Regions from separate parts of the Homo sapiens genome. Here region 2 is linked to region 1. Evidence: chromatin loops called from intact Hi-C (ENCODE). Cell type or tissue: GM12878. All regions are shown on one strand. Each heading gives the region's core, and the rest is flanking DNA. Links, peaks and the distances in the headings are about the cores only. Region 1 overlaps LOC124901382 (a long non-coding RNA gene). Region 2 has its middle 150 kb from the start of LINC02518.

The links. Hi-C counts contacts between places; a loop is a spot of excess contacts. Peaks named below come from ENCODE experiments on the same cell type or tissue, not always from the same donor. Only the 100,000 strongest peaks of a DNase experiment are listed, where the experiment ranks them.
Region 2: a loop joins it to region 1, with 2.9 times the contacts of the local background. A loop is called at or near these places in 3 of 110 quality-filtered maps.

The regions. Positions count from the first base shown.
Region 1 is chr6:113,874,071-113,886,441 of GRCh38, forward strand. LOC124901382 (a long non-coding RNA gene) reads left to right here. Exons shown (of 3, transcript XR_007059716.1): 2 at 6,704-11,142; 3 at 11,253-11,716. Among named protein-coding and RNA genes, the nearest start is that of MROCKI, 6.9 kb to the left of the region's middle. In GM12878, for the core only: a CTCF peak has its summit at 5,630; a DNase peak (open chromatin) is centred at 5,612.
Region 2 is chr6:113,281,968-113,294,338 of GRCh38, forward strand. No RefSeq gene overlaps it. Among named protein-coding and RNA genes, the nearest start is that of LINC02518, 150 kb to the right of the region's middle. In GM12878, for the core only: no CTCF peak of the experiment used is centred there; a DNase peak (open chromatin) is centred at 5,594.

The DNA.
Region 1 (12,371 bases), core at 2,486-10,485:
CTCACGCCTGTAATCCCAGCACTTTGAGAGGCTGAGGTGGGTGGATCAATGGGTCAGGAGATCAAGACCATCCTGGCCAACATGGTGAAATCCCATCTTTACAAAAATTAGCTGGGTGTGGTGGCACACGCCTGTAATCCCAGCTACTCGGAAGGCTGAAGCAGGAGAATCGCTTGAACCCAGGAGGTGGAGATTACAGTGAGCCAAGATCGTGCCATTGCACTCCAGCCTGGTGACAGAACAAGACTTTGTCTAAAAAACAAACAAACAACTGTACCTTTATAAAAATTCCATCTTTTAAAAGTCTATAAATGGATCTGTTACATTTTAACAAACTACTAGAGGTAATTTCAAATAGATCACTTCAAATTTTCTGAATAAATATAATCTGTTGTGAGGATAGCATCTTGAAGAAATGTTATCAAGCCGTGGTAAAAATATATCTTTCCTTATATGTTCAACCACCATGTGAAATGTGTGAATCTAGCATAAAATGCAGTAAAAAAAAATTTTTTTTAAGTCAGTGAAATAAACTAAGTAAATTTTTCAAGAGAATGTTTTTATTGTGATCTTTTGAGTAGCACAAGGGAAACACAAAGTATAAATACGGTTTTTATACATGGAAAGGGGACACGTGACTCATTTAAGAGGAGCTAAATAATTATTAACAATTGTTTGTATTATTTAAATATTTGTTCAATGGCAGTGGCTACTACTTGTAAAGAAAGAGATACCCCATATCATCCTTTTGGATTCCACTTAACCATAAATAGTCATCTTGGTGGCCCAGTGGCCCTTGTTTCATAAATTTCTCACTGTACCACCATCCTAAAACATCTCTTCTGGCTAAAGCACACAGGAATGCAAAGAAGGAAGATAGACTCTTTATGAGTGCACATGTCCTTGCATACCTGTATTTCTATATCAGGGAGATCACAAAGAACCATTAAAAATGTAAGCCATTTGGAACACTAGAGCTAGAGGAGTGGCCAGATGGTAAAGATCTTGATCATATAGTACATCTGAAGGTGATGTATAGGGGCAGGAAGTATCTGCCACAGAACAGAGTTTAAGGCAGCGACATTCCTTGGGAGAGAAGTGGCAGCACTAAAAACAAGCAGTGAAAGCACCACATTTCCTTTGTTTTGGGTATCTTATACCTTTGGTTACTGAATGCTAAAGTCAAATCTCACGTCTGTTTCTTTAAGAAGCTCATGTCAAGATTTTTATTATTATTTTTTATTTTTTACAAGGTTATATCATTTCCATGGAGTTGGGGGATCACGTAACCAAGGTGAAAAGCAATTAAAATTAATTATTGTGATAGAGGTTAAGCTAGGTTAAAATACCTACCCAACCATCAACATTCCAGACTTCTAATGGAGATCTGTGTGTGCAGGGTGGTAAATAAGGGTTTGGCGTGTGGGGTATTAATTAATTAGCATCAGAAGAGAGAGAAGTCACACATGGTAGACAGTAAATATAGCTGGAGAAAAAAGACTCAAAAATATTTCTGTATTGCTGAGCCTTAAGTTCTAGAGTTTCAAACATGCTTGTTCAAAATGTAGCTTCTTTGTTCGTGGTCAACAAATTCCTCCCAGATGATGTCAGAAAGAGTGCCTTTATCTTTGGAACCCAGTGCAGGCCTAAAGTTTATTTCATATGGTATCAATACTTACTGAGAGTGTTTTATATATGATCCATTGTGCTAGGTTTTCAGGACACAGCCATGAAAAAGACAGGTTTCCTGCCCTTGAGAAGCACACAGGCAATAGGCAAGATTTTAAACATAATTAAATATAACAGAAAATGACCTAAAAAAGGAAATTCATATCTCAGAGAAGATTTAAGTGTTAAAAGATACAACAAAATTTAAATGTGAAGAAAAAGTGTTAGAAGAATCCAAGGCAGAATTTCTAACTATCAAAGTAGTTAAAATTTTGATAAATTTGACAACATAAAAGTAAAAAGTTATGCATGGCAAATAATACTCTAAGTAAAGCCAAAAGAAAAATGACAAACTGAGAAAAAATGTTTGCCACTCATAAATCAATGATTAAACTCCCTAAAGAGTTTTTATAAATCAATTTTTTAAAAAACCAACATCCCAGTAGAACCCAAGCAAAGAACATAGACTATTTAGAAAAAAGAAAATACAAATGGCTCTTAAATATATTAAAATATGATCAATGTTATTTTAAAAATGGAAATACAAATTAAAATTATACCATTTTCTACCAATTAGATTAGCAAAAATCAGAAAGTTTAATAACATAGTATTAGTCAAGGTGTAGGAGAATAGTGACTTCATATATTACTGCTGGAAGTGTGTAGGTTAGTGAAATCTCCCAGATAACCATTTTGTAATATCTATCAAAACTGTAAGTGCATATTCTCTTATATCCGGAAATTCTAATTTTAGGAACTCATCCCACAGATACAATCACACATGAAAAGTGACATATTTACATCATTATTAATTACAACATTGTTTATAATAGCAAAAGAGGAGAAACAACCTGAATGTCCATCAGTAGAGGTTGGGTCAAATAAAACAACATATACCCACATGACGGATTACTATGTGTTTTGGTTATCTATTGATAGTCACAAACTACCCAAAACATAGTGGCTTAAAACAATAACAATTATTTATTTTCTCTCACAATTCCATGGGTGACTGGGCTTAGTTGAGAAGTTCTGTTCTGTGTGATGTCCACTAGGGTCATCACAGGGTCATCTGGAGAGTTAAATCAGCTGGAATATCCAAGATGGCTCCCTCACATGCCTGTTAGTTGGTGCTGGCTGTTGGACGGGAAATCAGCATGGATTGTTGAACTGGAGGGTTTTAGCATTAGCTTTCTTCCATGTGGCCTCTCTTCATAGCTTGGGCTTCTTCCAGCATGGTGGCTAGCTTCCAACAGAGAGTTTTCTCAGGACATAAAGTTGTAGATATCTTAAGATCTCAAAAGCTGTAGATCTCAGAAATTATACAGCATCACTGCTACCTCATTCTATAGAGAAAAATAAGTTTCAGAGCCAGCCCAGATACAACGGGAGAAAAGTGGACTCTACCTCTTAATTAGAGAAGTGGCCAGGAATTTGTGGCAGTCTCTAATCTATACTATGTATCTATAAAATAGAAAGAGGTAATACTTTATGTATGGATTTGGAATCATTTCTAGTACCTATTGTTAAGTGATGGGTGTATATCAGTACAGTATAGTGATACGTACATAATATAATATACTATGTATGTATGCAAAAAGTATGGGCACAGGGGAAGATGCAAGATTAATTACTTACATATTACATTAATATCTTTAGAAAATACACAAGAAACTGTGTAGTTAAGCACAAGAGTGTAAGAATGGTCACTAATTTATCTTTGTGCCTGGTGAAGTTTGAATAATATGAATGTATTACCTTATTTTAAAAGTTAAACTCTAAAAATTATAACAAGTATTATAGGCTACATTTCCTGAACTAAAAATTAAGAGATATTTGGTAGAAAGCAGGAAATTTGAAATACATTCCTAAAATATCTATCATTTTGATAGTGATTATATTCACAATGTGACTGACAGAGGAAGAGAATGATCCAGGGTGGCCACAACAAAGGGATGGCTTTTGAGCTAGGTCTTGAAGAGTGAAATGATGACCTATAAATATTGGCAAGTTGCAGTAAGAAGACTGAAAAGGATCGAACCTGATGGTTTTCTTTTTTTTCTTTTCTTTTTTTTTTCTTTGAGAGAGAGTCTTGCTGTGTCGCCCAGGCTGGAGTACAGTGGTGTGATCTCAGCTCACTACAACCTCTGCCTCCCAGGTTCAAGCAATTCTCCTGCCTCAGCCTCCTGAGTAACTGGGACTACAGGAGAGTGCCACCACCCCAGGCTAATTTTTGTATTTTTAGTATAGATGGGGTTTCACCATGTTGGCCAGGCTGGTCTTGAACTCCTGACCTCAGGTGATCCACCTGCCTCAGCCTCCCAAAGTGCTAAAATTATAGGCATGAGCCATTGCATGTAGCCTCTATTTTTTATGTGAAAGAAGAGGCAAAGTTATCTCTGAAATATGATTTTTTGAGAATAAAGAGGAAGACTTGAAGAGAATGAAAAAGGTTAACAGCATTTCCATAGGAAATGAATTTAAAAAGTAAGAACAAGTAGAATAGCCAGGTCAAAAAATACATGAATTTGCCACACTGTCATCAACACAGCGATGAGATTTTTGTCTGCCTACTCAGTTACAGAGGAAACAGATCGTGAACTGACACAGGGTTGAGGATGAACAGCACAGGTGTGGGAGGAGGATGAAGGAATGTGAAAGGACACTGATGTGAGAGATGTTAAAAGCCATTGACCATGCAGTCCTGCATGGAAACCCAGAAGAAACAGGAGACAATGGAAACTCAGCAGCACCCATACAGACTCAGAGATGGTAATGGGAGAGGAGGTAGTGAAGTTAGATGAACAGAAAATAATTTGATTATTGGTTTGAAGTTGAAGATTTCAAACATGAAACAATTCTGGGTGAAGATACAACCTAGACTAGAATGACTGACCATGGAGTTCTGCTTCTAATACTGGCTGTTGGAAAGCTATTGATGCTGTTTTATTTGGAGACATTACTTTTTGACTGAAAAATATAAATTGGATAGGCACCCTTAAAAACCTGGGGCATAGTTCTAGTGATCATATTTTATAAACCCAAATTAAAGCAGATGGCTTAGCAATAGCCCCTACATTTTGGTAATTTGTTGATGTATTTATATGAAAAGACAAAATAATATGTAACATATAACAATATATTGGTTCTATGTCAGAAAACTCAGGAACCACAGTTTCTGTAGCCATTATAGCAGTAACTTTTAGAATGACAAATAACAATGAGGCAAAAAATTAAATACTTCCAAACATGCTTAAAATACAACAATTTTGAGTTAGACTGTAAACTTCTTGAGAGAAGAGACCATTTATGAACTCCTGTGTTTCAATACTCCTTTTGCACAATTGTTCCCTTCATCACTACCAATATTTAGGACAGTATGGGCCAACAGTAAGAGATAAATAATACTTCTTGTTTAAATTCTTGGTTGGTGATTTTATCTATCTCTTTTGGGGAGGTGCATTCCAGCTAGAATAACTTAATTTTTTTATCCCCCAGAAGGATGGGTGTATTCTTTCTTGTTCTACTGCTAGTTTAAAGAACAGGCGACTTCCCTGCTCAGATTCCAAATTCCTTAGGAAAACAAGAAGCGACAACAAAACCACACCAGTAACTTCCACTCACATGTCAGTTTTAAAACAACTTGGGAAAGGTCAGTCTATTTGACTTCCTTCTATTGTTGAATTTACCCAGTTCCTGATTATATTACAGTCAGGTGGTGATTTTTAAAGGATATTCCTTTATCTGTTTCAGTTTTCTAAGCGACATAAATTAACCAGGAGCTTTCTTTTCACACTGAATACTGTTTGTCTTGGGAAAAGATTAGCTGTGATTTAAAATTTTTTTAAAAAACCTGTTCTCTTTAGCTCTTGCCTTTGCAAGCACACCGATAGCACTGGAGTGGGAACCCGTTGAAGAGATAGGTAGAAGGGAGCCAAGGAAAGCTCACCAGTGACACGAAGAGGTCACTGGTGTGTACTGTATCTCAATTTCACTGCCAAGGACACTCCTTAGTGGATTAAGCACTAAATTTAGACTTACTGAAATTATAGTCTTAGCCTTCAAACTAGGATTTCAGTTTGTTTTGATTTCTATTATCTCAAAGTTATTAGGTTTGTCCCAATTATCTGAAAACACACATTTATACTATGCAGTGGCTGAGTATAATGTGTAGAAAATTGTTCCTTAGGAAATCTTTTTAGTCTATCTTATGAACAATTCAGAATAATATATTATTTTTATATTTATCATTTTATTGATTGTTATTTTACTTTTCAGTTACCAATGCTACTCTAAATTTTCTATGGTTTTCTATATAATCTCTATATAATCTCCATATTTTTAGTACATTACATTTTTTTACCTTTATTATTATTATTTTTATCTCCCACTTGGCTTGGCTGCTTTAGTACATTTTTAAATGCTGCACAGACAATATCTGATAGTTAAAGTAGAATTCAATGTTTTCTTTTTTTTTAACTTTTAACTTCTGGGGTACAAGTGCAGCTTTGTTACATAGGTAAACTTGTATCCTGGGGGTTTTGTTGTTGAGATTATTTCATCACCCAGGTATTAAGCATAGTACCCATTAGTTATTTTTCCTGATCCTTTTCCTCCTCCCTCTCTCCACCCTTTCAAAGGCCCATGTGTCTTGTTGCCCTCTGTGTGTCCATGTGTTCTCATCATTTAGCTCCCACTTATAAGTGAGAATATGTGGTATTTGGTTTTCTGTTCCTGCATTAGTTTGCTGTGAATAATGGCCTTTAGCTCCATCTCTGTCTCTGCAAAAGGATACAAACTCCTTCTTTTTTATGGCCATATAGTATTCCTTGGTGTATATATACCATATTTTCAACATGAAAAAGGGGTGGAATATCAAAATCATCATTTGAAAAAAGAAATCCACAAAACTGGGTGGGAGTGGTCTGGGAGGAGATTGTGCTGGATGAGGAGATGTGTTTAGAGCATAACTTACTTTCTTTCTTTCTTTGTTTCTTTGTCTCTCTTTCTCTTTCTTTCATTTTTTTTTTTTCAGACAGAGTCTCTGCTTGCTCTGTCACCCAGTTTGGAGGGCAGTGGCACGATCGTGGATAACTGCAGCCTCGACCTCCCAAGCTGAAGCAGTCCTACCACCTCAGCCTGCCAAGTAACTGGGATTACAGGTGCACACCCCCATTCCTGGCTTTCTTTGTTTTTTCTGGTATAGATGAGGTGTTGCTGTGTTCCCCAGATGGTCTCAAACTCCTAGGCACAAGTGATCTTCCCGCCTTAGCCTCCCAAATTGTTGGGATTACAGATGTGAGCTGCTACGCCAGGCCTAGAGCATAAATTCTCAGATTACTTGAATGTGTTTCATGGGTAAACCTGCTTTTAGACTTCAATAATACTACTTACCAGAATAATGTTCCAGAGGCAATTTAGTATATGTTGGTCATCAGTGTTTAGGAATTGGGTAACCAAACCAGCAAGCTTAAAGTAACGGACAAGGAGTGCAGAGCAATGGTTATGAGCACACATTCTGCTTTGGGGAATTTGCGCAACGTGACCTTGGGCAATTTACCTAGCCTCTCTCTGCCTCAAGTTCCTCACCTGTAAAAGGAGGATAACAGAACTACCTCTTAAGATTGCTGTGAGGATTCATGAGGTAATAATATATGTATCACACGATATTGTGAACATTAATCCTGGCACATAGTAAACACTCAGACATCAACGTGAATACTCTGCCCAGTTTTTAAGTTGGTGTAGACTCCAGATGAACCATAAAACTGGTGGAAGTTTTAAAATAATGCCCATTTCTAGAGGTGGAAAAAAATAGCAAGATCAAAGAGCCCTGGCCTCTATGAAGGGATTGTGAAAGAGGAGAGAGATAATTAAGCATTTGGTTTGTACCAAGGAGGAAACACGTTTAATTTATAGCAGGAAAGGCTTAGTTTCAAGTTGGTAGACTTCCTGGCACATTGCGCTGTAAGATACTATTGAGCTGAAAATTGCAAAGAAAGGAGAACTTACTCAATGTCAGTCAAGATGGCATTAGTAAACTTGGAAGCTTCCCTGCATCTTTTTTGGATATGAAGTATAATGATTTGACATAAATATACTACTGCCTAAAACAAAAGAGCTGGATTCTACCACTATTAGAGTCACTTAACAGGGAGAATCACTTCACCCTGGGTCTCCTGATAGCAATTCAGTAACTAAGTTCCCTTGGTTGAGTTCCAAGACCAGTAATTCTTATAAGGAGGTTCACTCTAGAGCAAATAGTGTTTATGGTGATGTTTAAGCCTTACCCACATTCAATTTGAATTACAATGGAAAGTAAAAGTATTTGACATCTAATAATCCATTTACATTTGTTAGTGATCTCAATTTAAATCACCGTGCCTATGGCCTGACAGATGAGTTACTAGATTTTGATTTTCCTGAGGTTTATAATGTTTTAAAACTCATTAACATTTTAAATATTTACTATCTCATTTTATTACATAAAGCAGCACACAAACAAACTGAAAATTATTTCTAAACCAAATTTAATCCAGAACAGTTATTAAAACAATATATGTTAAAAAATGACATTTTAAAAAGCAAATGTGAAGAAGATACAGAGAAATACTGGAGTATCCATTGTCAGAATGATTTAATTTCAGTTCAAAGGGATTTGAAGATCAGTTAATTTGTCCATCCTTCGTCATGTTATACACAGGCTGCCTCTTTGCATGTTCCTTGAAGTTGTGCAGGACAGAGCCTGTGTGGCCTCGCCCAGTGCCCTGGTGATAGATGGGAAAATGGACTTAAATGCACTTGCCCCAGGCTTCTTAAAATGTTTGATTTCTTGTTGACTTCTTGGGTGCTTTCCAAACTCCACAGTGTTGAAATAAAAGTTGACCTGCTAAATCTAAATTCACATTCTATACCAGGACATGTTGTCTGGTTAAAATGAGAACCTTGGAGGATATTATATTAAGTGAAATAATCCAGGCATAGAGAGACAAATACTGCATGTTCTCACTCATTTATGGAAGGCAAAAAAGTTGACCTCATGGAAGTAGAGAGTAGAATAGTGGCTCCTAGAGGCTGGGAAAGTTGTGTGTGTTAGGGGTGGGGTGGTAGGGAGCTAGCCAGAGGTTGATTAGCAAATACTAAGTTACTGCTAGATAGGAGGAATAAATCTTAGTGTTCTATGGCACTATAGAATGACTATAACTAACAAAAATTTACTTTCAATTTTTGTGAATAATTTATATTCAAAACCTACAAGAGTGGATTTTGAATGCTCCCAACACAAAGAAATAAAGTTTTGAGGTGATGAATTTGCTATTTACCCTGATTCGATCCCTACACAGTGTGTAGGTGTGTCAAAATATCACATGGTACCCCATAAGTATGTACAATTATTATGTCAATTAAAAATAAAAGGAAATAATCACTAGTGAAGACAAAACTGATTTAAATCTTAAAAACTTTATGCTCTCCAAATATCTAAATGCTTTCAAAACAGAATTTCAAAATGCATCCAGAGGAAGGACATAGAATAGAGTAGAAAAAATAGTGCATAGCTGTTTGGATAGCAATAGCAGTAAACCTGTTTTTTTAAAAAATGAACAGTTCCCTTGAGGTAGAAAGTAGGTAGGAGCACGTGGAAGAAGCTCAGGCCTGGAGCCATTTGGTGGCATCAACCTCTGGTGATTTGAGAGCTGCTCTGCCACCTGCGGTGCTCTCAGCAGTTCCTGTCTCATTGTCTTAATTTTATGGGATCCTGGTTTAGGTAACCTCACAGAAGCAACGATTCTTTGAGGAATCTATAAAATGTAACTTAGAGAAGTCATTGAGCGATAGCTGAAGGAGACACTGGGGAAAATTGAGAATGTGAGCAACAGCAAGCAGAGGTAGCACTAAGATATTTATTTTTGCATTTGCGGAAATGCATCTAACTTATATGTTATGTAACTTGTATCCTTTGGACTTCAAAATGCATTGAAATATATGCAAATAGAAACTTTTAACCTCTTTTTCTTTTCTGTCCTGGTGAATTATTTGTACCATGGTCATTGTGATACAATTTCTGACATTTATCCACCATGAAGGGCAAGAAATATCATATACTTCTTTGGCATTCCTTACATGTACAGCATTATGATGGGGGTAGGACAGAGTTTTATTACATTTGTCTCATATTATTAAGGTAAAGGAAAGGGAGAGATGAATCCCTAGTTTTCTAGGTTCCTGTTTATTGTCCCAAATATACCATGTATGTGTTTTTTCATTTGTCAAAGCTTATCAATTGAGTGTGAAACTCTATTTTCATTCATAGTCCACAAAGACTTACTCTAAATTGCAACCTATTGCAGTGGAAAACAAACAAAGAAAAACAAAAACAGGCTGGCTGGCACTGAAAGTGCTGGCAGGCTGAAGCAGTAATCTGTTGGTAATTTTATAAGATTTCTTTGCTGATTACTATTTGGGCAGTGTCCACATCACTGATGAGTTCACACACTCACAGCTGTTCTAGGAGCAAGACAACATCTCCAAAAACAGACAAGGATTATTCTGACCATTTAAAAAGCTGGTTCCTGCTAATAGTATTGTTGATGATCTTCTACGAGAATTTCAATTAAATGAAAATCAAATGCCAGCTCTCAGAGGCCATATGGTGTCATGAAGGAAAAGCCGCACACCCATAGTCAAGGAGCCCTGGTTCCTGCCCTGGCATTGCCAACAACTAACTGAGAAAGACAGTGATCAGCTCATGCATGCACAGACCTAGGCAAAGATCTTTAGAATCAGAGAGAAAGGACCTGCTGCTGTGGTAACCCAAAGAAACTGAGGAAAAGCTTATATTAGACTGAGAAGAAGAACAGACACATCTGAGAGGACAGAAAGGAAGGATTGGGCTCGAAGAGAAAACTGCAGAGAACACCTCCAAGTGCGGAAACAATAACTCATTAGTGCCTATAGAATGCCAAGCACTTTTTAAAAATAACTCATTAATATTTTTATTGGAACATGTAATGAATCGATCACCATCCTTTCAAATTTCATGCATTGACATCACTCAGCAGTTGCCGCATTGCAATGCCAAAGGGCCAAGCACTTTCATCTAGTATTTCTAATAGATAAAACAAACTTCCACCAGAATGTGTAATTGCGGTTGTTGAGGAAACTGAGATTCAGAGAGGTTGAATTCTTGGAGACACACAGCTGCTGCATGGCACCCCTCCTCTTACTGGAGATTTGGGCAAAGCTTTCAGATGATTCAAGCTCTCCTGAGTGAAGGGAGCCTATCGACTATGAAGATTCTCATTCTGTGTAGTCTGAAATGTTCTCACTTGACGGTAAAATGCTTCCTATTCTTTACATAGCTTGCACTGAGAAGAGAGCTACCAAAAAGAAGGAAGGAAGAGAGGAAGAAGAGGAGGAATCTGAGAGAAGAAAGTAAAGAAGAAAGGAAAAGGTAGAAAGAAAATAAACTAAAAGGTAAGAAATAAAGGGAAGAACTAGTGGGGCCAAGAGAATAAAAGGAATCTGAATAAAGATTCTATTTTCTGAAGAGTAATAAAATACCTTTCACTATGTCCTGACCCCAGGTACAGGGGCCTGTTTTCTCCAGATGTAATAACTGCTTCAAAGGAAGCTTCAGACCAGGAGCAAGTAACTTTGCCAAGTCAAGGAACTGCAAAATGGACACTCCACACTACAGAAAGCATTTATTTTGAAGAATTAGATCTATTTTCTTCATTTGCCTGGTAAATTCAGGCTAGTTTTCACCATAATATTATTATAACTTTTATACAAGATCTGCTATAAAATTTTATGTAAACTAAGTGTTTAATAATAGGGACCCACAGAACAATTCTAGGATGTTAAATTCTTTTCAGAGAGGAAAGCTAAGCGTGGCCATTGTACATGTGTGTTTAATGATCTTCTGTGCTTGCTATTATAATTATATCACAGTCATTAGTTTACTCACAAAGACTTGCAAATACGATATATGAATATAGAATATATTACTATTATAATAATTTTTTCTTGAGACAAAGTACTGCTTTGTCACCCAGGCTGGAGTGCAGTTGCACGATCTCAGCTCACAGCATTCTCTGCCTCCCAGGTTCAACGGATTCTCCTGCCTCAGCTTCCCAAGTAGCTGGGATTATAGGCATGCACCACCACACCTGGCTAATTTTTTTGCATTTTTCATAGAGACAAGGTTTCACCATGTTGTCCAGGCTGGTCTCGAACTCCTGGCTTCAAGTGATCTGCCCGCCTCAGCCTCCCAGAATGCTGGGATTACAGGTGGAAGCCACTGTGCCCAGCAACAATTATAATAATTTTAACAACTAACTTGAATTAAACCCATTATTTCTTAGCATAGCCTTCTCCAATCAAATTAAAACTGCACCCCTAACACTGTCCCCTATACCTATTACTTTTTTAATAGACTAATTGCCACTCTAAAATTTTACCTTACATATTGTTGTTGGTCTCCTTTCAGAAAATATAAACTGTCTGGGGCCAGAGTTGCTCTGTTTTGTTCCCTGCTGTATCTCCAGGACCTGGCTCAGGGCCTGCATGAAATAGGTGCTAGTAACTAGTCATCGAATGAATTCATGAACAAATGATGAGTGAATACGTGAGCAAATGAATGTCATGTTCCAAGAACTACAGTTTTACTTACCTATGTTTTTTAGCGGATTGTCACATCATTC
Region 2 (12,371 bases), core at 2,554-10,553, 590 kb before region 1:
TAATTCTATAGATGAGTTTAGGGAAAATTAACATCTCAACATTGAGTCCTCTTAAGTGATGAACATGTTATATCTTTTCATTTATTTAGGTTTTCATTAATTTCTCTCAGTAATCTTTTGTAGTTTTCAGTGTACAGGTTTGTCCCCCACTTTATTAAACTAATCACTAAATATCTCATGTTTTTGATGTTATTAATAATGAAATATTTTAAAATTTATTTTTCAGTGGTTCAATGCAAATATTTATGAGTTCAATTGATTTTTATGTTTGGTTTATTGACCTTGTATTCTAAGATTTTGCTAAATTCCCTTACTAATTTCAGCAGGTTTTTTGTAGGTTCCTTAGGATTTTGTTTATATGTGGCCATGTTGTCTGTTAGTACAGAAAATGTTACTCTTTCCTTTCCAATCGGTATGTCTTTTATTTTACTTCTTTTGTTGTTATGGCTAGGAAAGCAAGCAACGTGTTATATGGAAGTGGTAAGGCCAGATATCCTTTTACTTGGTCCCAATTTGGGGGGAGAAAGCATTCAAGCTTTCATCATTATGTATGTTAGCTGACATTTTTAAAGTACCCTTTATCAGGGTGAGAAAACTACATTTTATTCCTAACTTGTTCATAAATTTTTATCGTGAATGAGTATTGAATGTTGTCAGATGTCCTTTTCTGCATCTATAAAGATAATCATGGTTTTCCCCTTTACTTTGTTAATTGATTAATTACTGAGTGATTTTTAAATGCTAAACCAACCTTATAATCTAGGGATTAACTAGACTTTGTCACAATTTATTATTTTTAAATGTTGCTGGATTTGTTACTATCAAAGACTTTTTCTCTGCATTCCTGAGGAATATTAATTTGTTGCTTGCTTTCTTATAATGTGCAGGTCTGACCTTGGTATAAGAGAAATGCTAGCCTCAGATAAAGAGTTAGGAAGTATTATCCTTTTATTTAAAAAAATATATAGAATTTCAGTTGTTCAGTTGTTTTTTCCTTTAATATTAGATAAAATTCAGCAGTAAGATTATCTGTTCCTGGGATGTTCTTCGGGAAAGATTTTTAAAACGAAATTGAAAATGTTTAGTTGGTAAACACTATTCAGTTTTCTATTTTTAAATAACTTTTGTAATTTTGTGTCTTTAAAGGCATTTGTTAATTTCACATAAGCTGTCAAACTTATCAGCATAAAGTTATTCATAGTATTTATCATTCTTTAAATATATGGAAAATTAATATGTATGTCCCTTCTTTCATACCTGATCTTGGTAATTTATATATCCCCTCTCTCTGTCTCTCTGAGTTGAGCTAGATATTTGTCAACATTACTGATCTTTCAGACATTTATGTGGCCAACAAACATATGAAAAAAACTCAACATCACTAATCATTAGAGAAATGAAAATCAAAACCACAATGAAATATCATCTCATGCCAGTCAGAATGGTGATTATTAGAGGTCAAGTAACAACAGATGTTGTGAGGGTGTGGAGAAATAGGAAAGCTTTTACACTGTTGGTGAGAATGTAAATTAGTTCAACCATTGTGGAAGACAGTATGGAGATTCCTCAAGGATGTGGAATCAGAAATACCATTTGACCCAGCAATCCCATTACTGGGTATATACCCAAAGGAATATAAATCATTCTGCTGTAAAGACACATGCACACATATGTTTAGTGAAGCACCATTTACAATAGCAAAGTCATGGAACCAACCCAAATGTCCATCAGTGATAGACTGGAAAATGTGGTATATATACACAATGAGATACTACACAGCCATAAAAAGGAAAGAGATCATGTCCTTTGCAGGGACACAGATGAAGCTGGAAGCCATCATTCTCAGCAAACTAACACAGAAACAGAAAACCTAACACTGCATGTTCTCACTCATAAATGGGAGTTGAACAATGAGAACACATGGATACAGGAAGAGGAACAACACACACCAGGGCCTGTTGGGGGATGGAGGGTGACGGGAGGGAACTTAGAGAATGGGTCAATAGGTGCAGCAAACCACCATGGCACACATGTACCTATGTAACAAACCTGCACATTCGGCACATGTATCCCAGAACTTAAGGTAAAAACAACAACAACAACAAACATTATTGATCTTTCAAAGTAACTAGATGTTGATTGTATTTTTATTATTCATTATTTGTTTACTTTCTATTTTACTAATTTCTGCTCTTATCCTTTTATTTATTTTTAAAAATTAAATTTGGGTTTAATTTGTTGTTCTTCTAGTTTCTTGAAGTGGAAACTTAGGTCACTGATTTTTGGATCTATCTTCTTTTCCAACATGAGCATGACAAGTATCTAAATCTATAAAATTCAAGGATTGCTTTAGGTTTCCCCCACATACTTTGATGTCTTATGTTTTCTCTCTTATTAATTTTAAAATCTTTTAATTTTCCATCTTATTTTCTTTTTCACCTACGGGTTATTTAGAACAGTGTTTCTTAACTTCTGTTGATTTATAAAGACAGTATACTTTTTCCTTTCCAATCTATATGCCTGTTAGATATTTCCAATTTAATTCCACTATGATTAGAGAACATGCTTTATGTTATCAGACATTTTGAATTTATTGAGACTTGTTTTATGTTTCAAGACATCAGCTACTTTGGTAAATTTTCCCTGAGCACTAGAAAAGAACATGTACCATACTGTTTGGCATTCTAGAAAGGTCAATTAGGTCAAGTTGGTTAATAGTATTTTTCACAATATTCTTACTGATTTTCAGTGTTGCATTTTATCATTTTTTGAGAGAGAATGTGAAAATCTTTAATTTATTATTAAATAATAAAACAATTTAATTTATCATTAAAGAACAATAATAAATTTATTCATTCTTTTAACTTTGTCAGTTTTGCCACATGAATTTTGAAGATCTGTAATTAGGTGAATACATATTTAGGGTTGCTATGTTTTTTGGCAGTTAACTTTTGTCATTAAGAATTTCTTTCATTATTGAACATATTCCTTGTTTTGAAGTCACTTTTGTCTGATATTAGTATAATCACTTCCCACCTTTCTTTTAATCAGTGTTTGCATGGTGTACCTTTTCCCATTCTTTTATTTTTAACTTATCTATAGCTTTATATTTAAAGTAGATTTCTTATAGACAGCATATAAGTGGATTGTATTTTATATTCAGTTTGATAAACGATGCCTTTTAATTTGAATAGTTAAACCACTTACATTTGATGTAATCATTAATATGTTTGGATAAATCCACCATCTTGCCAGATGTTTGTTATCTGCTTTATCTCTTCTTTTCCCTTTCCTGACTTCTTTTGACTAAGCATTTTTTGTATTTCATTTTTCCTCCAGTAACGGCTTATTAGAATATTTTTAATTGATTGGTTAATTTGTAATTGCTGTAGGGTTTATAATATGCAACTTCAACTTTCACAGCCTGCCTTCATATTGCATTTTGATACTGCACATATAAGAATCTTACATGCTTTCTATTTATTGCTAGTGTTGTCATGTTATTCTTCTAACTCTACTTTAAAACTTTAAGTCCCTTGTTACTATTTGCTTTAAACACTCAATTATCCCTTAAAATATTTTTCAGTGAGGAAAAATATTTTATAATAATTCATATTTTAACCATTTTTAGCAACTCTTCACTCTTCATTCTTCTGTGTAAATTCAAGTTTTCATTTGATGTAATTTCTTCCATCTGAATCATTTATTTTCTTGTAGTACAGGTCTCCTAGTGACAAATTCTCATAATTTTCGTTTGTTTAAATATGTCCTTTTTTTCACTTTAAAAGATAGTTTTGCTGGCTATAGATTTCTAGGCTAATTTTTTTCCCTGCAACTTTGAAGATTGTTCCACTGTCTTCTGGCTGACAGTGTTTCTTCTCAAATGTCACACTATTTCATTCAAGGTTTCTTAGAAGACATTATCTTTCACCCCCTGTCCTGTGCCATTTGTCTCTGGCTGCTTTTGAAGTTTTCTCTTTATTGCTGGTTTTCAGCAATTTCATTATTATATACTTTGGTCTGTTTTCTTTGTGTTTATCATGCTTGGGCTCCATTGAGCTGCTTTGATCTGTGGTTTATAATTTTCGTTGAATGTGAAAATTTTTGATATTTCTTCAAAAGTATTTTTGCTCTCTCCTGGAAAGATTGCAACAACACAGTTTTTAGATGATTTAATACTGTCACTTTGATCACTGAAGCAATTTTATTAGATTTTTTTAATTGTGTATGTTTTATTTCTATACCTTAAATTCACCAATAATTTTTTTTCTGTAGTGTCTAATGTGCTATGTAGTTCATCCATGAATTTTTATTTTCTGATGTTCTATTTTTCAGCCTTACAGGATCCATTTATTTCTACTTTCTATTTCCTATTTTGCCTCATTATTTTGAGTTTTCTCTAAATCACTGAGCATTTTTCCAATAACCATTTCAAAGTTCTTATTTAATAATTGTATCATATCTGACATTCCTAGCTTCTGTTTCTATTGACTAATTTTTCTCTTGATTATGAGTCACCTTTTTGCTCTTTTATGTGTCTAGTAATTATTCACTGTAATTATTAATTGGATGTTTATCATTGTGAATTACATTGCTTAGTGTCTAGATTCAGTTATATTCCCTTAAAGAATGTTGAATTTTGTTTGGGCTGGTGTTAATACACTTTAGCATCAAAGTGATCCTTTTGAGGTTTGTTTCTAAGCATTGTTAGGGAGGGTCCAGAATAGTCTTTACATGAGGGCTAGTTTAGCCCTATTCTGAATACATGGCTTTTGGGGTCTTTACTTAGTATATGCTGTTTGGTGAGTTCTCTCAACTCTGGCTGGTAAAAATTTAAACATATCCCAGCCCTGTAAGAACTCTGAGAAATGTTCCATTTACAGCTCCCAGGTACTTTTTTGCCTTACCTCATAGATCTCTAGTGTTTACCCTTTAGCAAAATATTCAAAGGAGTCTTTAGGAAGACAACTGTATTAGTCCATTCTCACACTGCTATAAAAAACTACCTGAGACTGGATAATTTATACAGAAAAGAGGTTTAATTGACTCACAGTTCTGCAGGCTGTACAGGAAGCATGACTGGGGAGGCCTCAGGAAACTTACAATCATGGCAGAAGGCTGAATGGGAAGCAATCATGTCTTCACGTGGTGACAGGAGAGAGAAAGCTAAGGGGGGAATTGCTACATACTTTTAAACAAACACAGCTTGTGAGAACTCACTCACTACCACGAGAACAGCAAGGGGGAAATCTGCCCACATGATCCAATCACCTCCCACCAAGTCCCCATCAATTCCCAACTGTAATTGGGAATTACCGTTCAACATGAGATTTAGGTGGGGACACAGAGCCAAACCATACCAGTTACTGTAGCTCTTTTTCTATGTAGTCTTTTTATTTCCAGTACTCTTTCTTTTAAATACCAGCTCCATCAGCCTCCCTTTCCTGTGATCCCTATCTCTTCAACTCAGAGACTACCGTGCTAAGTTTGAGTTCCCCCAATTTGAGCACAATATGAAAAGTTCCTTCACATAGAAAGCCAGGACCATCACAGAACTGACTTCATTACTTTCTCTTCTCTCTTGATTATGGCAGTCCTGGGAGCCTGTTGTTTGAAAACAGTAGTTTCAGTTTTGCCTTATTTTCTAATTGCTTGCAGGGGTGAGGCAACTTTTACACTGTTATTCAAGCATGCCACAAGTGGAATTCCCCATTCATCGAAGTTTTGAAAATGTTGAATCCTGTGAATTGATAAATAAGATACAGTATATTAATATAGTAAAATGCTATTCAGCAATGTAAAGACCAAAGTACTGACACTTGTTACAACATAGATGAACCTTAAAAACATTAAGCTAACTGTAAGAAACCAGAGGCATACAAACATAAATTGTATTACTCCATTTATACAAAATGTCCAGAAAATAAAAATATAGAGAGACAAAAAGTAGATTAGCATTTGCTTAGAGCTGGGGGTGTGAATGGGGGATATCTATAAATATGCAGGAAGTGTCTTCTTTAGGATAATGAAAATGTTCTAAAACTGTGATGATGATTGTACAACTCTGTAAATGTTCTAAAATTCATTGAATTGCATACTTAAGATGGATGAATTTTATGGCATATAAATTATATCTCAATTAAGTATTTTTTTAAAAAGTTACATCCTGTAGTTAATCATACTTTAGAAAATTAAGGAAGAACTTGTGCCTGCATTTGGGGTAAAGCATTATGGGATGGACCAGTTGCTACCTGAATAACCCTCTTGGAAGACAACAAAATATGACTTCAAAACTTTGCAATAGAAGTAGTATGGACATTTTAGCTGGTGGGATGAGAATAGCACCAGTATTTATTTGTAGAACATGTTAACATTGCTGGAGATTTTTGAAGGGAGAGAATATGGTTTGGTGTTATTGGGTCATGAAATGAAATTCCTATTGCTGATGACTGGAGTAGGCAGGAATTGAACATTATACAATTATATAAAGTTTTTAAATATGAGAAAGAAGCAAGAGCTAGCTATAGCAAAAGCTATAGCTCTCATAGCTATAAGATACAGTTGCTCTGTTTAAGAAAAGACTCTTAGAAACCACAATTTAGCTAATTTTGGAGACCTTCTGAAGAATCTAATTTTATTAAATGAATACCAAGGTACTACTGAAATAAATCTTTTCTTTGCATACATCTCTGTTACTATTTCAAACTCTTGTTTCATATAACATCAAGAAATTACTAAACTACTCTGCATTCACAGTCAGCTTGTGGGGTTTTTTTAAAGAAAATTGAATATTTCTATTTTTTCACCACTACAAAACTGCACTGTTGGTGGTACTACGCTGTATCAGGAAATTCCCTACCATCAAAATTCACACCCACATCTTGCAATAATATTTAAAGCTTATATGCATTTTACTTAAAGGGAGTATTATCTTGAACAGTTCTTTGGATAAGAGGAATAAATGTGCTTTTTAAAAAACACAATTGAGTCTATATGGACAAGAAGGTTAAACAGTTGGAATGGGTTTTATATATTCAACCATATTGATATTTTAGAATTCAACTAAAACTGAGTTTGAATAAGGATAATTTCATGGTTTATAGCCAAAATACACTAGAATTGAAAACAAATAATTGATTCTGTGGATAGACTTATGATGTTAGATCATCTTTTAAGAGAAAAAATTGTGGCTTAATAAGTCAAGAATGTGTTTTGTTCTCTATTTCAGTTTTTCCACTCGGTGTAACATACTGTGTCGCCTGCTGTTGTTTGCAACCTTTTTACAGTTGGCATAAGTACATACATTAAATGTATTCTGATTATTATGGACGCCCCACTGTGCAGCTCCCATTACAATGGTATCCGTTAAGCAGTGTTTTTACTTCCTAAGTTACCATGTTTTCGTAATGTGTGTTATTAAGTGCTACCTCTTTCCAGTACTTTGAGGCTCTATAATTACCCAAGAAGGCAACTGTATGGTGTTTGTAAATTTGCACAGAAGCGTGAACAAGAACACAGGCTGCTAGATGGCAATAACAGAATTTGTGCCTGGGGATTCTGCTGAAAATGGTAATTTCAGTTTAACATTTTTGATTTTCAGGGAACCATTTGAATCTAGACCTCTGGGTAACCGCCACCACATTCATCAGAAATAGATAGGATTGCAATACTGATAAATGCAACAATGAGAAATACAACAAAATATTCTCAGAGCATTCTTTCCTAGAATATTCCTCTTCATGGAGCATTTTGCTGCTTAATGAACTCAGGGCACATTTATTTTTTATTTTGATTTTTTGATTTAGTAACTTATTTTTACAACTGAAGACAATTCCCCCTCCCATCCAATGTTATTCCCCCTCCAATCCAGTTAAAAGTGTGAATAAAAAATAAAAGAGGTAGGCATTCTTGTCCTTCTCTCTTTATAAGCTCCTTCCCACTTAATATGGTTTGGCACCGTGTCCCTACCCAAATCTTACCTTGAATTGTCATAATCCCTACATGTCAAGGGCGGGACCAGGTGGAGATAATTGAATCATAGGGGCAGTTTCACCTATACTTTTCTCATGATAGTGAGTGCGTTCTCATGAGATCTGATGCTTTTATAGAGATTTCTTCCTTCACTTGATTCTCATTCTCTCTCCTGCTACCCGTGAGGAGGTGCCTTCTGCCATGATTGTAAGTTTCCTGAGTCCTCCCCAGCCATATGGAACTGAGTAAATTAAACCTCTTCTCTTTATAAATTACCCAGTCTCACTTAAGTCTTTATTAGCAGCGTGAGAACAGACTAATACACCACTCAAGAATATCTTTCTTGATATTCCAGCTTGTTTTGCTTACACACCATAAGCTAGTTATTCTTACTCAAATTCATTTTTGTTGAACGAAGTAAAAGATTCAAGGTTCTAGAGGCAGAAATAAAATATCTAAGGATATGGCTAGCCAAGGAGGAAAGATATTTTGGTCATGGTGAACCAAACATAGCATTATGGAGCATAGTATATGGAGGTCAACACACAGGGTTCCAGATCACAGTAGCCAAACTCAACCTGTGCAAACCATCCTGCTAGACAAGCCAAATTTGCCCAGTGCTATTTTAAGTACACATGCATATCATCATCATAGAAATGAAGTAGCTGAAAGTTTACAAAATTACTTGAGAAACTGCATTTAAGATCAAGGAACCTTTTGAGTACTGCAAGGCCACATTTAATCCAGTGGTAAATCATGAAGCACAAAAGGGGTAAGAGTGATCAGTATGGGATGAAACAATTTTTAAAAGTTAGATGACACATACAGGGTAAATGAATTGAGAAAAAAAGTTGCAGGAACTGGAGAAGGGGAGAATTGGTAAGGCTATTTCAGGAAGTAGAAAATAAAAGCACGAAAGAATAATAATGTTGAATCATATGACAAATGTTTGCTGCTCTACTGGTTAGATGCAGACAATAATAAAAATGAGTTTTATGTAGCACCTTACAATTCACAGGATACTTGTCTCATATTGACTCATCTAACAACTTTGTGACATGAGGCCAGGAAGTGTCTTTAATTTTCAGAAAAAACTAATACTAATTAAAAAGCTTAGTGGTAAGTATACAGCAAAGAAAATATTGGAACTTCAGCTTTCTAAATCCTAATCCAATGCCTTTTACTGTTCCATACATTAATATAATTTTTTTTTCAAAAGATAGGAGTATCTGAAATGACATTTTAGATGGCTTTAGAAGAGAAGTATCTCAGTGGCTGTTTGAGCCCTTTCAAGTATTTCCAGCATCCTCTGCTTCCATGCTGAAACTTTGCAGCTAAGGGGAGACTAGAGAGGCCAGGACGGGTGTCCAGGAGTCGGGGAAGCTGAAGAAGGACCAGTGGTATTCCTTGTCTTCAGAGCTTCAGGCTACAATCTGGCCATTTTACCTTGAATTTTATAACACTCGATTGTAAAAAAATAACGACCTTTTCATCTAATAAGAAAGGCCTCCTTTAAGGGTATCCTCATTCCAGTTGCATATGTTCTATTGATACCATTACTAAGGAGTACAGTTTTTAAATATATATATGTTTATATATATATTTATATATATATTTTTAATATTTATATATATTAAAAATATGTTTATATTTTTAATATATATGTATATATAAATATACATATATATATATATAATGCTTCTTATATTTAAAACCAAGAAGTGAAGAGTAGAATGCATTTTCTGTTTTCACTCTTTGCCCAGACATTAAGTTGACAATCTTATGGTTATCAGTGATATGCATCAGCTCATAAGTGACCCTTTGGTATGTGAACATGGGGAATTTTTTAATACTTGGCTCTTCAGTATGGATTTGTGTGACAGTCATGTTATCATCTCACGCCTTCCAAGATTTCAAAGGATCTGATGGCTGTAATTGCAAAGAATAAATGAGTAATCTTTAGTCTATTTCAGAAATAGAAGGCCAGATGATTCCCTTTCATAAAGGACTAAGGTTTCATCCGATGCCAACTCTGGTAAGGCCTTAGTCATTTTTGTGGGTGAAATCTGATCAAATGCAAGCAATGTTATTTTCATTTCTGAAAATTATCTATGTCCAGTGCATCAATCACCCAGTAGGTCCACACTCCAATAAAAAGATATGAAATGGAAGAATTGCTTCTTTCCTTTAGTTCCTCTCTTAATTCTGTCTTAAAGTGCATCTTGAATCTGAATGAGCTCCAGACAAACCTTACATACAACAGACAGGAGAATTCAAACCAATGCATTTATTATGCTCAGAAATCACAGCTGACTCCCAGCGCTGCCAAATCCAGCAGGGTTTACACAAACTGCTCGTGGTTTTCATAAGCATTGATTGCAGCCAAAATGCTGTTTTGTGAGCTGAATTTTTATCTGATTGCCAAGTGACCAATGTTAATTTTGCATCAATATAAGGGTTTATTAACCTTATTTTATGACTTTTGCTTACAAATTTATTTAGTTCTGCAAAAAAAATGTAACAAACATGAAAATTTCCTTCCAAGTTACTGTCAGTAAAGACAATGTTTTGTTTTGTTTCATTTCGTATTGTTTTCACAAATCCTGAGCAGTTGAACTATAATCACATACCAAAAAACAAATAATACAAATCAATCTTCCTGGAAATTTGGGAATATGAAAAGATATTTTATATATAAAGAGAATTGTGTCCCTGAATCTTTATCTATAAAACCACTCAAGTAATTACTAGCAGCAGGAGCCTGTAAAAAAAGAAATAAAATAATGAGTTTTCCATATACCATATTGTAGAATAGATAAAAATAGAGTCTTAGGCCCAGTGGAATTTGGGATCATAAAATTCTGCATGTAGATCGGTGGAAACAATGCAGAAAGAACTTAAGCAAAGGAATGGAATTTAACTCTAACTTAGGATGCTCCCTAAGGAGCTTGTTACTCCAAGATCGATCTAAAGGGTTTCTAAAAACCATTTGAGTGTCAGTCATCTGGCTGGGATTCTACAGCAAAAATGTTTCCCTGAAATTCAGTCTGATTGATATCTATCCATATTTTTTAATGGGAAAGGGAAGATTAGGGAAAAAAATAAAATTAATGGTTTGAATGAGCCTCTCTCTTTTGAGATCTGAATCCATTTAGAGTAGAAATGGTATCCCTGTGATTGGCTTCCTTCTTATTGTCAGTCTCTGCTAAAAGAGTGAGAAGAGATGAGGAAGAAAATGGGAAGCAGAATCTCCTCTTTTGGGTTCTGGTTCTAGAAGAAAGAGCTCCCCTTGGGAAGGATGATTACAGACATTCATGCTGTCAGGATTTTTGAAATATGGAGGCCCATAAAGCAAAGATTTCAGTAGGCAATTACCAAAGACTGACTTAGAAAACAGAAGAAAAAGCATTACGCTGACTAAAAACTGAAACCACAGACTTGTTCAAATTGCTGAGTACTTGACAAGGCAGCCACTATGCAGTATCACAAAGGCAAAGGCAAAATAAATAAGCATTTCTGTTAGTCATCAATCAATAAATATGTATCTCATAGAGATCTGCTCAATTCCAATGGGATTTTTATTTTTATTTTTTACTAATATAATACCAATGTTGTTGCTCTGGAATTCTTAGAATTTGTGTTTCCATGTGGAAACTATCAGCACACAAGGCTATTGGGCCAGTCCCACCCACTTTTAAAATCTCAAACAGTACACTGTAAAACACTATAAGCTTTCATATCTTCCAAATTTATTATATCATCATTCTGAAGAGTACTGGTATTCTATAATACACTATGTAATCAGATATAAAGATTCAATTTTACAGGGTCATTTTATTCAAACTAATCATAGGATCTAAACTCCAGAAAACTTTATTAGTAAGTATAAATGATGCTAATATGGTATTTAATAATACTTCTTAATGAAGTAGATTTAACACCTTAGGCTTATCTAACAAATGGAAAATATGTAACAAAACTATTGTCATAATTTTGTCTCAGTGAACATAGACATATTTATAACTTTCATATGTTGAACAAAGAAGACCAAAAAATGTTGACAATGTAATATATCTTAATAAACACCCTGAGTTCTGGGTAAGGAGATTTTATTTATTTGACTGTGACTACAGCTTCTAGAAAAAAATAGTTCCAATTTACTTATTCATTTGTTAAATATATGTTGCATACCAATGTATCGCAAACTCTGTGCTAGTACCTAAGAATAAAAGATGAACAAGAACTATGTCATAACATTCTGCTTCTGAAGACAGCCATGTAAGTAAAGAATCATGATAAAACTGAACCAGGAAGAAATTGAATCTCTGAATAGACCAACAGCAAGCCCTGAAATTGAGGCAGTAATAAATAACCTACCAACCCAAAAAAAAAAAAAAATG